Regions from separate parts of the Homo sapiens genome. Here region 1 is linked to region 2. The links are chromatin contacts, found by Hi-C or POLR2A ChIA-PET in ENCODE. All regions are on one chromosome and are shown on one strand. Each heading gives the region's core, a stretch centred on a gene start or an enhancer-like site at or near the end of the contact. The rest is flanking DNA. Distances are from core to core; before and after follow the strand shown.

What was found. Hi-C counts contacts between places; a loop is a spot of excess contacts on that map. ChIA-PET counts read pairs that join two places held with the same protein, here RNA polymerase II (POLR2A). Pooled maps may share reads with other maps.
Region 1: a loop to region 2 is called in a pooled map, with 2.7 times the contacts of the local background. The contact joins two enhancer-like sites. A Hi-C loop is called at or near these places in 1 of 168 maps with a recorded cell type or tissue (heart right ventricle) and 6 of 50 pooled maps. POLR2A ChIA-PET finds 5 or more read pairs at or near these places in 2 of 52 experiments (BJ and OCI-LY7).

The regions. Positions count from the first base shown.
Region 1 is chr5:81,629,872-81,632,845 of GRCh38, forward strand. The region is part of intron 3 of SSBP2 (single stranded DNA binding protein 2); the gene reads right to left. Among named protein-coding and RNA genes, the nearest start is that of SSBP2, 120 kb to the right of the region's middle. Within about 2 kb of position 1,365, at least 2 of the 41 ENCODE cell types and tissues checked have a DNase peak (open chromatin) inside an H3K27ac peak, as active enhancers do.
Region 2 is chr5:81,536,577-81,539,640 of GRCh38, forward strand. All of the region lies in intron 4 of SSBP2 (single stranded DNA binding protein 2), which reads right to left. Among named protein-coding and RNA genes, the nearest start is that of ACOT12, 140 kb to the left of the region's middle. Within about 2 kb of position 1,720, at least 3 of the 41 ENCODE cell types and tissues checked have a DNase peak (open chromatin) inside an H3K27ac peak, as active enhancers do.

The sequences.
Region 1 (2,974 bases), core at 115-2,614, 93 kb after region 2:
AGATCTACTCTCTTAGCAAATATCAAGTCTATAATACATTATTATTAAACCAGTACATACTTCTGCTTTAATACTTTTAAATTGTTTATCTTTCCTGCTATTTATTCCCTTGAGGACAACAAGTTTTGCACTCTGTAAATATTTGGTGAAAAGGCTTAAACAACAGAACAATTCTAATTTAAAATATTCTATTAAAAAATGGAAATGAGAAGAAGTCATAAAATTAACAACTGGTCCATCCAGCAGGGACTCTTAGGTTGAGCAAATGAGCAAGCAGTAAGTTCCTGAAGAATGCATGTTATCCTAATCATGTAGACCTCAACAGCAGCAACAGCTTTCCTGGTCAACATAAAAAGGCAACAATTATTAGAGTCCTGAATCCCTAACCTAGGGCACAGATTATGAAGTCCAGGTTGAAAGAGTTAAGGATAAGAAGGTCAGGCATCTGCTGGATTTAAAGCCCATGGTAATGGCTAGCGAAACACAATAATCAGGGAAGCTTAAGATCTGGGCATTTTTCTGAAAGATGAGATCCATAGCTCTCATCAGTTCTCAGAGGACCCCATGACTTCAAAACTATTAAGAATCATTGATTTATATAGATGAAGGAGGCATCTCAAAGAGTATGTCAGTAGCTTTAGGGGAAAAAATATAAAACATTAAAAAACTGTACCTATATATTTAGCATGTACTAGATTTAAACTGAACAAATATAATCTAAAAATATTTATGTGCCCATTACTTACTTATTTGGTATCTACAGCTGAGTAAAAATTAAGTTATTTAAAATACCAACGCCATGGAAGAAGGGATCCCCTGAATCTAAGAGCCACAGAAAAAGGAAAAAAATGGCACATTTAAAAGCTGCACCGTCTGACAGCTAAGGTTAAAAAAAAAAAAAAAGCTACAGAAGCAAAAAGCCAAAGTATTGAGTAAGTTATTACCAAACATCTACAGTGTAGGAATAAGTTAAATTCATGAGAAAGCATGTAAAAGAGAAAGAGGTGTAAGAAACAAAATTAATGCTACAATAGAACACTCTTAAAATCGTCACTTTGTTAACCCACTGATCCAAGTCAGACTCCTAAAATGGTCTCTTATGCCATTTGTAGACTTCACTGGAAACACACAAAATGAAAAGGTGTCAACAGGTGAGGACACTCAATTACATTTGGAAAAAAAATTAAGTATTGACAGGCTAGATCTGGATATCATAAATACTATATAAAAAGAAAATTTGAATTTTATACTATTTACAAAATGCCAGTCTTAAACCCCAGGAAAACAGCATAATGATGGTGCTTAACTGTAGTGAACCGTTGGAACAACTCTGAACCAAAAGACCGCACCTGTTCCTGCCCTACATATGTGAGACAAACAGGGGAAACCCACAACCACAACTGACCAAGTGCGGTTCCACTCACCATAGGACTTCTAGTATGGCATGCTTTCAGGAGAAAGATTAAAAACATGATGGCATTAAATAACGTTCCAAGGAAACCACGTGCATGGCACTCAAAGAGAGCTTTTGTTTTTTCCTCTTAAAGATGCTAAGAGACGAGTGTAAACCGTACTGAGTAAGAAATTCTTTTAATAGAAGAAATGGAAAAAAAAAAAAAACACCCCACCTAGCTTGTCCATGTAAATACATGGACTACCAATTGCTGCTGCAGAAAAGTCACATTCCTGGGCATACTGGCATCACAATGCATTCATAAGCTACAATATTAACTAGGATTTAAACACTGCCTGGCAATATTTTGTGTGTGCGCCTACTCAGTTCTTTCTCTGGGTCTACTTAGAATTATTTCAAACTTTTCTTTAAAGACTATCCTTCACTCTCTTAAAAATTCATCATCATCATCACCACCACCACCACCCTCAGTACCCTCACATCCTATTTTGCAGAGGAAAAAGAAAAGCTATCAGAATAAGAACTAATTTTTTGAACCCTAGATCAATTTGACTCATCATCATTTTACAGATGGTAAAACTGAGACTGAAAACAACAAAACCTTGCTGAAATGATAAGTAGTGGAGCTGAGACACTGAATCCACATGTTTTCCTTTCTCCTTGCCTCACCCTGCAACTCCACACACACCATGATCATACTGTAGAAAATTGGGAAGATAGAGGGGAAACCTCTACTTATAAGTAATGGAAATATTTGCAGAAAGAAAATCTCATCTGTAATCCAACCATATTAAAACAAATTATTTTTTTTCTCTTAATACCCATTTATGCTACACTGTACATGCAACACTATGTCCTGCTTTGTTAAAATGTCTTACGCATTTCTTTTGTCATTATATAGTGTTCATCATTATTAAATGTGTAATAACAGCCCAAGAACAAATGTACTATAATTTTTACAACGCTTCCTTTTATTTGCACATTCCCTAAACTTTTCTTTCGTTTCTATTCTGTCTTCTATTCCAACCTCTCTTCCAGTCAAATGCAAAATACTCCATGGGAAATTCCTCATGCATTTAGACAGTTAGTGGCAGGCTTGAGGAAGATACGATATTAGGGGTAAGGACCTTAATCTAGGTTCCAAAAATTGTTAAATTCAGAAGGAAAGCCCTATGCATATATTCCAGATTGGCAGGAGGCAGGGACATATAAGGAACAGTATTTTATTAGGAATAGAAGAAATGAACTTCTTGACATCAAACCTACAAACATTCCTGCATCTCCTCTTGCCACAAGGGTAGAGATGGTCCTCTCCCCTCTCACTTCCCAGCATTTGTGCTTTGGACCTCCTTCTCTCAGGCCTTGTATGGGGTTTTAAACCATTAAAATCTCCTCTCTCCCTGTATCTTCAGACTCTGCCCCTCTACTGTCTCCTTCTCTTAAACACTAAACATGCTAATGTCTCTCCCATCTAAAATGAAAAACTTCTTTTTCTAACCTACACTATTCCTCCAGGTATCATTTCTCATCATAGATGAACCATTTTAAAGAGTTGACTAT
Region 2 (3,064 bases), core at 470-2,969:
AAACCAAGTCCATACAAAAGCTTGCACATAGATGTTTACAGTAGCTTTATTCACAATTGCCAAAACTTGAAAGCAAACAAGATCTTTTTAAAAACTTCACCTATGCGCTTAACTCTATCACAGGACAGGAAAAATTACCTTATTTTCAGATATTGTGGTACTGAAACAGTATGTGTTGCTATATCTTAAAAATATTGTACTTTGGGAGGCCAAGGAGGGCGGATCATGAGGTCAGGAAATCAAGACCATCCTGGCTAACATGGTGAAACACCATCTCTACTAAAAATACAAAAAATTATCAGGGTGTGGTGGTGCTCGCCTGTAATCCCAGCTAGGAGAATTGCTTGAACCCAGGAGGCGGAGGTTGCAGTGAACTGAGATCACAACACTGCACTCCAGCTTGGGCAACAGAGCAAGACTCTGTCTCAAAAAAAAAAAAAATTGTAGCAATTGATTTCTGTTTTAGGAAAGATTAGATTCATTTTCTAAAAGGAATTTTGAAACATTTAAAAATTTCGTTAGTTGACTTTCTCCAAAAAAGTGAGGGATTGTGATTAATATCCTTAACGTGCTCTGATCTCACTGGGCTTGTCTGACTTTATTGCTTAATAAAATCCAAATTTTTGGGGGGGATTTCTGTGATGAACATCTAAAGGTTAACTTACCTAAAAATCTTCTTAACTACTGATGACCTATTTTTCTTCTTATGGGGGTGGAGGCTTTGAGTTGGACTGAAGACAATGCTGATGAGACCTGAGACAATTCTCATATGAATTTGTCTGTTCTGCAACTAGGCCACAGGTGGCATCCTTAACTCTAGAAAGACATTTCAAAATTTCAGTGACCATCATGAGAAACAGGAGACAGCTTATTCTGGGATTAAAAAAACCCATCATCACTGAATAGAGACATACCTCACTTTATTGCACTTCACAGATATTGTGGTTGTTTTTGTTATTGTTTGTTTTTACAAATTCAAGGTTTGTGGCAACCATACCTTGAACAAGTCTCCATTCATCATTTATCCAACAGCATGTGCTCATTCAGGTCTGTCACATTTGGTAATTCTTGTAATACTTTATCATTATATCTGTTACGATTATCTGTTATCAGTGATCTCAGATGTTACTATTGTAGGACACCGTGAACCACACCCATACAAGACAAACATAATCCATAGATGGGTGTGTTCTGAGTGCTTTACCTACTGGCTGTTCCCCATCTCTGTCCCTCTCCTCAGGCTTCCCTATTCCCTGAGACACAACAATATTGAAATTAGGCCAATATTGAAATTATAACGGCCTCTAAGTGTTCATGCAAAAGGAAAAAGTTGCACTCTCCCATTTTAAAACAAAAGCTAAAAATGACAATAATATTAAAATTAGGCCAATTAATAACCCTATAATGGCCCCTAAGTGTTTCAAGTAAAAGGAAAAAGTTGCACATCTCTCACTCTAAATCAAAAGCTAAAAATGATCAAGCTCAGTGAGTAAGGCACGTCAAAAGCCAAGATAGGCCGAAAGCTAGTCCTCTTGTACCAAACAGTCAAGTTGTGAATGCAAAGGAAAAGTTCTTGAAGGAAATTAAAAGTGCTACTCCAGTGAAACACAGATGATAAGAAAGCAAAACAGCCTTACTGTTTATACAGAGAAAGATTTAGTGATGTGGATAGAAGATCAAACCAGCCACAACATTTCCTTAAGCCAAAGCCGAATACAGAGCAAGGCCCTAAGTCTCTTCAATTGAGTGGTAAGAGAGCAGCAGACAAAAAGTCTGATGTTGGCAGAAACTGGTTCATGAAGTTTAAGGAAGGAAGCTGTCTTTAGAACAAAACGGTGCACAGTGAAGCAGTAAGTGCTGATGTAGAAGCTGCACCAAGTTATCCAGAAGATCTAGCTAAGATCACTGATTATGGTGGTTATACCAAACAACAGATTTTCAGTGTAGATGAAACAGCCTTCTATTGAAAGATGCCATGTAGAACTTTCATAGCTAAAGAGCAGAAGTCAATGCATGCTTTCAAATATTCAAAGGCTGATTCTCTTGTTAGGCTGGTTCTCTTGTTAGCAGCTAATGCAGTTGGGGGCTTTAAGCTGAAGCCAATGCTCATTTACCATTCTGAAAATCCTATGGCCCTTCAGAATTACACTAAATCTACTCTGCCTGTGTTCTATAAATGGAACAACAAAGCCTGGGTGACAGCACATCTGTTCACAGAATGGTTTACCGAATATTTGAAGCCCACTGTTGAGACCTGCTACACGGAAGTCCTCTGCTGTTCATTGACAATGCATCTAGTCACCCAAGAGCTCTGATGAAGATATACAAGGAGACTGATGTTGTTTTCCTGACTGCAAACACAATATCTATTCTGCAGCCCATGGATCATGGCGTAACTTTGACTTTCAAGACTTATTATTTAAGAAATATATTTCATAAGGCTTTAACTGCCACAAATAGTGAATCCTTCGATGGGTCTGGAAAAAGTAAATAGAAAACCTTCTGGAAAGAATTCATTATTCTAGATGCTATTAAGAACATTTGTGATTCACGGGAGGAGATTAAAATAGTAACATAAACTAGAGTTTGGAAGTAGTTGATTCCAACCCTTGTGGATGACTTTAAGGGGTTCAAGACTTGAGTGGAAGAAGTCACTGCAAATGTAGTGGAAATAGAGGGAGAACAAGAATTACAAGTGGAGCCTGAAGATGTGACTGAATTGCTGCCAATCTCACGATATCAAACTTGACAGATGAGTTGCTTCTTATGGATGAGCAAAGAGAGTGGTTTCTTGAGATAGAATCTACTGGTGAAGATGCTATGAACACTGCTGAAACGATTACAAAAGATTTAGAATATTACATAAACTGAGTTGATAAAGCAGCGGCAAGGTTTAAGACTAAAACTGACTCCAATTTTGAAGTTCTACTGTGGGTCAAATGCCATCAAACAGTATTGTATGCTATTGAGAAATCATTTGTGAAAGGAAAAGTCATTCAATGTGGCAAACTTCATTGTTGTCTTATTTTAAGAAACTGCCACAGCCACCCCAGCATTCAGCAAC